3 separate regions of the Homo sapiens genome follow, and all the other regions are linked to region 1. Evidence: chromatin loops called from intact Hi-C (ENCODE). Cell type or tissue: CD4-positive, alpha-beta T cell. All regions are shown on one strand.

Region 1 (2,500 bases):
GATTTGATTTACCAGTATGCTATTTTTTTCTTTCTTTACTTATCTTTTTTTTTTTTAGAGACAGGGTCTCACTCTGTTGCCCAGGCTAGAGATCCTCCTACTTTAGCCTCCTGAGTAGCTAGGACTACTGATGCATATCACCACATCCACCTAATTTTTAATTTTTTTTTTTTTTTTGTAGAGACATGGTCTCACTACATTGCTCAGGCTGGTCTCAAGCTCCTGGCCTCATGCAATTCTCTCACTTTGGCCTCCCAAAGCACATTTAGATTACAGTCATGAGCCACTGTGCCTGGCCCCCAGTATGTTATTTTATAAGACTTTTTCATCTATCTATGCAAGTGCCATTGGTCCATTCTGGATGCTACATATTAGGTTCTTGTATCAGGGTTCTTGTTAACTTTGTAAAATAAAGTGAGAGTTTTCACATTTCTTGCCTCATACTCGGGGGCAGTTCAAGTAGCGTAAGTATGGTTTCTGGTCCTGGATGTTACAGTAGGACTAATATATAACTCTTCTTGAATTCAGTGCCCTTTATTGGGGGAGAGGTGACAGAGATGTGGTTCTTTGACAATGCTTAGAGTTTCTTTCACAGTGATTTGGGTTTTCAAATTCTCCTTGGATTTTTCTTTAAAGAAAAATTCCAATGTGATTTTAGTTACTGTTTTAGAACAGATCTGTGTCCCAGGGTAGAAGCTGGCCTTCCCACCCCAGAGGATACCTCCTCAACCCTGCCAAGCACCCATAGCCTCTCTCCCTAGTCCACCCCTTCCAGGGAGCCTCTGACGTGGCAGGCAGCATGCTAAAAGCTGCCAGTTGAAGGCCAGTGGTTTTATGAACATCCAGGGGTGAGAACAGTAGAATAGCCCCTGCTTTACTGATAGAGAAACTTATCCTTCAGTGGATTAACCCACTTACCCACACTGCTAATGAGAGGTGTAGGCAGGGCTCCAACCTCAGCCTGACTTCATGCTCCTGCTGCAGCCATCCCACAAAACTTCAGAGGTGTAGGCCAACCCCTAGAAACACTCCAACATCACACTGCCACATATGAGGTGGGGTCAAGGTCAAGTGGGAAATGTAGCAGTTGGAAGCACAATGGATATGTCAAAGTACCAGATGCATGAATTATGAAAGAAGATGCCTTGTAATCCCAGCACTTTGGGAGGCCGAGGTGGGCGGATCATGAGGTCAGGAGATTGAGACCATCCTGGCTAACACGGTGAAACCCCATCTCTACTAAAAGTACAAAAAATGTGCCGGGCATTGTGGCAGGCGCCTGTAGTCCCAGCTACTCAGGAGGCTGAGGCAGGAGAATGGCCTGAACCCGGGAGGCGGAGCTTGCAGTGAGCCGAGATCGCGCCACTGTACTCTAGCCTGGGCGACAGAGCGAGACTCCGTCTCAAAAAAAAAAAAGAAAGAAAGAAAGAAAGAAGATGCATGAATTTTGAAACAAGTGGTTGTTCCTTATTTGGGGACAGTGTAAAAAAAAAAAAGTAGTTTTCCTCTATGCAAGAAATAGGAGCAAAGAAAGTCCTTGAGTGCCCTCTTGTGGAGAGTCTCAGCTTGATCCCACCGCCCTGGCATTTGCTGAGCCTCCTCCCACCCAAAGTACAAGTTTAGGGGTTTTCCCCTCCTGCTCTGTCTCCAAGTCATGGCACATCCTTGTAATTTCAGACCCTTTTATAGGAATGTGCGACTGGCAAAGTGGGCATGTGGCATTTTACTGTTCATTTGCCCTGGACAGGCTCTGAACCAGCAGATGATGTGCTTACCAGGGCTTGACTTGCAGGGAGGAGCCAAGTGGTTGGTGTCCAGAGGTCCTGGGTTCAAGTCCTGTTCCCACTGCTCATTGGCTGTGTAGGATGGGGAAGACACTTGATTCTTGAGCCTCAGTTTTCCCTACCTGAAAATGGGAGACTAATATCTACCTCTCAGGGTGATTTGGGGATTAAAATAAGTAAAGCAATCCACAGAGAAGATTAGTTCAGGGCCTGGCACAGAGTAAGCACTTGCTAAACGATAGCTGGTGTTATTATCTGTTTGAGCTGGGTAAGTAGTCAGGTGCCTTGCTAAGGACAGTAGGCAGCAGGACCACAAGAACTGGTAGAACCCAAGGAAGGTTGGGTGGCTGTGCTGAATGGCTTGATAAAGGTGGGCCTGGGGTGTGTCACAGGGTCAAGCCACTTAAAAGGAGACCTGGGCTGATCTGGCTTTGGGGGTGGCAGGGCCGGCCCAAGCCTGGGAGATACAGGGTCATACCTAATCCATTCACCAGCAGCCTAGGACATCACTTTAGGCAGGTTACCTACCTCAGCCCACAGTCAATGCCCCTTACACTTGTCCCACCCATGGCAGCACTTAATGGACACAATTTTTGTTTTTAGAGGCAGGGTCTCGCTCTGTTGCCCAGGCTGGAATGCAGTGGGGCAATCATAGCTCACTGCAGCCTCCAACTCCTGGGCTCAAGCTCAAGTGATCCTCCAGCCTCAGCCTCCCA
Region 2 (2,500 bases), 600 kb before region 1:
AAGAGTGCTCGCCCCAACCCTTTTCCCCCTCCCCATCCTCTCTCATAACCAACTTCAGCTAAAAGGTCTGAGAAGAAAAGGGAATCTTAGATGACTCTCACTAGGGTGTAAATGACTCCCACCATGATTTTTGTTTTATTGAGACATAACCCCAAAAGCAGTTTGATGGATAGTGTGCCAGGCAGTAGGATGAAGACAGATGGGGAAACTGCCTGGGGTCATGGAGAAGGTGGAGGCACTGAGGCCCTGAGTGATTTTATAAGCACTTTAAGAAAGGTCCAGCACCATGATTTCTTACCTTCACTACCCAGGACCAATAAGGTCCCACGTCCTGACAGATTTTGTTTATCAGACAAATTGCACTCAGTCATGCTTCATTTTCCTCCAAGAGTTCCCAGGTTACATAGAATTGAGATAATCTCCCCACCTTGCCATCACCCCCACAAAGACACTCCATGTTTCTGTTTACAATACAGTCTTATATGGATTGATATTAGATTTTCAGGTGCTCTTTGCATTTTGCAACTATTGCTCAAGCTGGAGACCCAAAACGAGCACTAGCTTTACAGTCAAAGACCCCTGGGTTCCAGTTTCAGCTGAGAGACTGTAAGCACATCGCTAGCCCACTCTGATCCTGTCTCCTAGTTGTATAATCACCTCTTTCCCATCAATTGCGAGGCTGGAGAGAAAAGTGTCCACTCTGTGCCCAGTACACAGTAGGAGCTTAGTAAGCTTAAGCTCTCTTGCTTCCTCACTATCCTAAAGTGGTAGCGGAAAGACAGATGTGGGGAATGGCACCTGGGAGGCTCCAGCTGTATGCTTCACAATCCTACCAACGAAAAATCTGAATTAGGCTTCAGTTTCCCGTCTACAAAATGAGACAGGACAGGAGTGGGTAGGAAGAGGAGGAGCTTGGCCTTGTTGGTTTAAGCTGGGCTCGTCTGATTCTGTAACGCGGGCTTCATTGCAGGGTCCAGCCCACTCCCCAGCCAGGGCTTCGTGTGCTCTGAATGTCTTTTGGCCAAGTCCAAGGCTATCCAGGGTCGGGGTCGGGAGGCTGGGTGGAGGGTAGTAGGGTGGAGAGAAGCAGTTCCCGCATATAACCTGCAGGTGGCACCAGAGCAGCGCGGGAGCCGAGGGTTCCGCTCCAGCCTTCCTGGAGACCCGAGCAGGGCGGGGTAGGGCAAGGCAGAGGTTGTGCACACCGCTCATCTGGGCAGTGGCACAGGGCTGCGGATCAGTCCACACTGTTTGAAATAGACACATGGGTCGTCTGGCTCATTTCCTCTCTTTGGTAGGGTGATCATATGCTTTATCATCCAAATTCTTCGGAGAGTGAAAGGGACACTATTATAATTGCACCGGCACAACAGACATAACCTTAGCTGTACCTTGCAAACCAGAACATATTGCAACCCTACCCTCCGGTCACTTTTTCTTCCTTGTTTCCATTCTTTCTTTTAATTTATTTTCTTTTTAAACACACAGCATTCTCTTTCCCCCAAGCACCACTGTCTTTGAAAATGCCCTTGCAATTGGGATATTTTCAACAGGGCAACATCTGCTTTCGCATCTTGAGTCTGAACAGTGTCTCTGAACCCACCCCAAAGGCTGGTTTTAGCTTCCAGTCAGAAGACTCTGTTCTCTGGCTTACCATCCCCATGACTCAAGAATTAAAGATGTCAGACGTGGAACAGTGACCCTTATCTCAACTTTGGTGCCTCTTTGCTAAATTTATTCCTGTAATTTTGTTCTGAGTGCTCATGTCCTTTATCTCATTGAATTTACATATATTAGTTTATCAAATTACAAGCAGACAAGCCCCATTAAGCAGGATTCTTATATTTCCAAGATCACCCCATTACTCCATTCAACCCCAAATTAGCATGCCATTTATCTCCTTGTTTCTGAACCGTCTTCACTTAATAGTCTCGTAAACATCCATCCATTGCAAAAAGGACTCAAACTGTTCTCACTTCCATTTTTAGTTGATTCATTGATATCCAAGTAATTGATTTGTCTGGAGGAGTCATTAGTAGAGAACTGTGCCCTTAAATTTAGTTTTATAGTGGAATTCTGCTAATTAATATCTCTCTGTGTCATTCTCACATTGCAGCAAATGACCATGGGTTTCTATCTTAACCTAAAATCTAGGTTAGAAATTTGATCTTATCTGAGTAAGATATTAATAGATAATGTGAGGCTTTTTTAAATTTACTGAACATTTTCTCAGCTAAGAATGACACTCATGGTCACAAATATCTATGTAAGCAAGCAGAAAATTGGGCTGTAAATATATAAACACTTAAAATATCATGTTTAGAGACAAGATTTTCCTTTTTTTTTCTTTTTAGTAAAGTATATTTGCTATGGTTGGAATGTTTGTGTCTCCTCCAAAATTCATGTTGGAACTTAAACCCCCATGTGATAGTATTAAGGGGTGGTGTCTTTAGGAGATGACTAAATCGTGAGGGAGGAGCCCCCTCATGAATGGGATTAG
Region 3 (2,500 bases), 640 kb before region 1:
TGTGACAAGTGTCCAGATGCAGTCTACAGAGAAATGTGCAGCTCGTGGGTTTCACATCCCCAGGTCAGGGCTCCAATTTTCAATAAAATGTTAAGGTTATGATCCACTTGCTCCTAACCACTGGTCAGTGGCTTAATAAAAACAAAACCAAAAGCTGTCCTGAGGCCTGGCTATGGATTTGTAGCACTAATGGGTCAGTCACACTGGTCTCTGGGGATCACAAAATAGGCCAGTTCCTCCAACACTGGGGCCACCATCTTCCCCTCTCTGGATTCTGCCAGGCCCCAGATGCTTTGTATCCACCAACATGGGCTCATGCGCTTCCCTGTCAACCAAAGGCCCAACAGACTCACCAGCCCCAGGAAAAGCTGTGATGAAACAGAAATGCCCCGAAGGACTTCCTGCCTGTCCCCATCAGAGCAGGCCATTTGCTCCTGCTGCTGTCGGCTGCGTGGGCTCCTTTTAACACAGGCACACACGAGGGTGCAACCTTTTATGTTTCAAAACACCCACTACTACCTGGACATGCTTAACTCTCATCCAGAGGCTTAAGGTCAGAAAGGCCAGCTTTATTTAAATTCCGAATTCACCAGTGTGTGTTCTGGAACATGGGAGCACCAGAGAACAGAGAACGCCCAAGCACAGGGGTCCCCGCGTGTGGATTTCTCAGGTTCCGCCTCCTGCCTGGCTCTGCAGACCGGGCTGCCAGCCCCAGCAGGTGGGAGGAGGCTCCGTGTGAACGGGGCACAGGGTCCCCACCACCAGTCCTTTCTCCCCAACAGCTGTCAGCCCACAGCCCCCACAAACCCCAAACCTACGGCGCCCAACACTCCTGTGCTGCAGAACACGAGCCCGAAGTATAATTCTTCATTTGCTCCTCAGTCAGGAGCTGACAGAGACCCCTCGGCCCAGGCTGGCACCCGGGAAGCCAGACCCCACCTCTGCCTCAGGCCTGGAAGGTTCCTCTGGGAGATGAGAAGGTGTCCCATGGTCAGCTAAATTTGGGAGACGATGCTCAGCGCCTTAAAAGGCTCCTAGAAGTCCTGCTGCAGAACGTGGTTCAATCCTGTGTAACTCCCGTCTCCTGAATGCAGCTGACCACACAACTCCCTCCCTGTGTTTCTGAAGGCCAATCGCTGTGCTGCAGGACTGGCCTCCTTGCAACCACTAGTCTGGGAAGCTCATTAAAACACTGAGGCTCCAGCCCAGAGGCGGGTTATGGGCCCCTGCAGTCTTGATAACAGCGGGGAGCCTGCCACCGCCTTGGCACTCTTTAAAGCACCTGTTGGTGTGGCGACCCCGCTTTCTAAAGCAAGCTGCAGGGGAGACCGTACCGCGAGCCGCTCACAAGGAGGCGCTGCAGGACCATGCAAGGCCCAGCAGTGTGGGAGGGGCCAGGTCGGCCTGCGGTGCCAGGGAAGGGGCGGGCACTCGCCAGAGCCACGCCCACTCGCCTCGGCTCCTCCTGGCAGCGCCTGGGACCCAGTACAGAACTGAGGGCAGCGGCGCTCCCAACACTGCCCTAGCTGTCGGCATGGGTGAGCTCACTCCCTGTCACTCTCGGCAATCCTGACCCAACACGAGATGAACAGAAACCCCCCAGGCTCACCCCAGGACTCAGAATCAAATTTCCCCCGCAAATATGATTCCCATATCCCTCCTCATTTGGCAGAAATCAGGGCACTCTTGTTGGTGCTATTAGTAAGCCTGAAACTATTACAAACACACTCCCCAGTAAAAGACTAAAAATAGCGATGACCTCCAGGAAGCCTGGCATGGCCTCAGCCAGCACCTCAGCTCCCATTGTCCAAATCGGCTCTCAGGGTCAGAGCAGCCAACAGCTGCGGTCCAGGGGATATACGGATGAGGGTGGCCCAGAACAGGCAATGACCGTGTGGCCAGGGAGGGTTCCTGAATACTTGGCTGCCCAGGCCAGAAACACAGGGCTCTTCCAAGTCAAGGATCACTTGAGCCCGGGAGTTTGAGACAAACCTGGGCAACATAGTGAGACCTGGTCTCTACACAAAAATTTAAAAAATAGCTGGGCTTGGTGGTGGCACGTGCCTGTAGTCCTAGCTACTCAACAGGCTGATGTTGGAGCATCACTTTGAGCCCAGGAGGTTGAGGCTGCAGTGAGTGGTGATCTCATCCACGGTACCCCAGCCTGGTGACAGAACGACATCCTACCTCCAAAAAAAATTTTTTTAAACTGAGTAGACAGGTGTCCTGGTGGCATGACAGGTCCTGGGTCCCCTTCCAGATCTGTGACCTTGGACAGGTGGCTTTTCCTCTGGACTTCAGTGTCCCCATCTGAGTGAGAAAAGGCAGTGGGGACGCAGATCTTCAAGTTGAAGCAGTGTAGAAGCCGCATCTGAAAAGCCATACTTGGGGCTCCAAGTCCAGCACACAGTCCTAGCAGGGCCCAGCGGGGTGGCCAGGGTGGCACAGGTATCAGGTCCCAACCTCCTTCCCTCTTTGCCCACTCTCAGACCAAGGAATT

Evidence for each region. Peaks named below come from ENCODE experiments on the same cell type or tissue, not always from the same donor. Only the 100,000 strongest peaks of a DNase experiment are listed, where the experiment ranks them.
Region 2: it touches region 1 in a loop (28-fold over the local background); 6 of 110 quality-filtered maps call a loop at or near these places.
Region 3: it touches region 1 in a loop (5-fold over the local background); 4 of 110 quality-filtered maps call a loop at or near these places.

What each region holds. Positions count from the first base shown.
Region 1 is chr15:78,112,453-78,114,952 of GRCh38, reverse strand. All of the region lies in intron 2 of CIB2 (calcium and integrin binding family member 2), which reads left to right. Among named protein-coding and RNA genes, the nearest start is that of CIB2, 18 kb to the left of the region's middle. RefSeq lists an enhancer at 1,406-1,495. In CD4-positive, alpha-beta T cell, a CTCF peak has its summit at 1,557 (motif pointing left); a DNase peak (open chromatin) is centred at 1,572.
Region 2 is chr15:78,708,191-78,710,690 of GRCh38, reverse strand. All of the region lies in intron 1 of LOC105370913 (a long non-coding RNA gene), which reads left to right. Among named protein-coding and RNA genes, the nearest start is that of CHRNB4, 68 kb to the right of the region's middle. In CD4-positive, alpha-beta T cell, CTCF peaks have their summits at 865 and 1,072 (motif pointing right); a DNase peak (open chromatin) is centred at 1,120.
Region 3 is chr15:78,750,091-78,752,590 of GRCh38, reverse strand. It overlaps the pseudogene LOC646938. Among named protein-coding and RNA genes, the nearest start is that of ADAMTS7, 60 kb to the left of the region's middle. In CD4-positive, alpha-beta T cell, CTCF peaks have their summits at 1,143 and 1,342 (motif pointing right); a DNase peak (open chromatin) is centred at 1,370.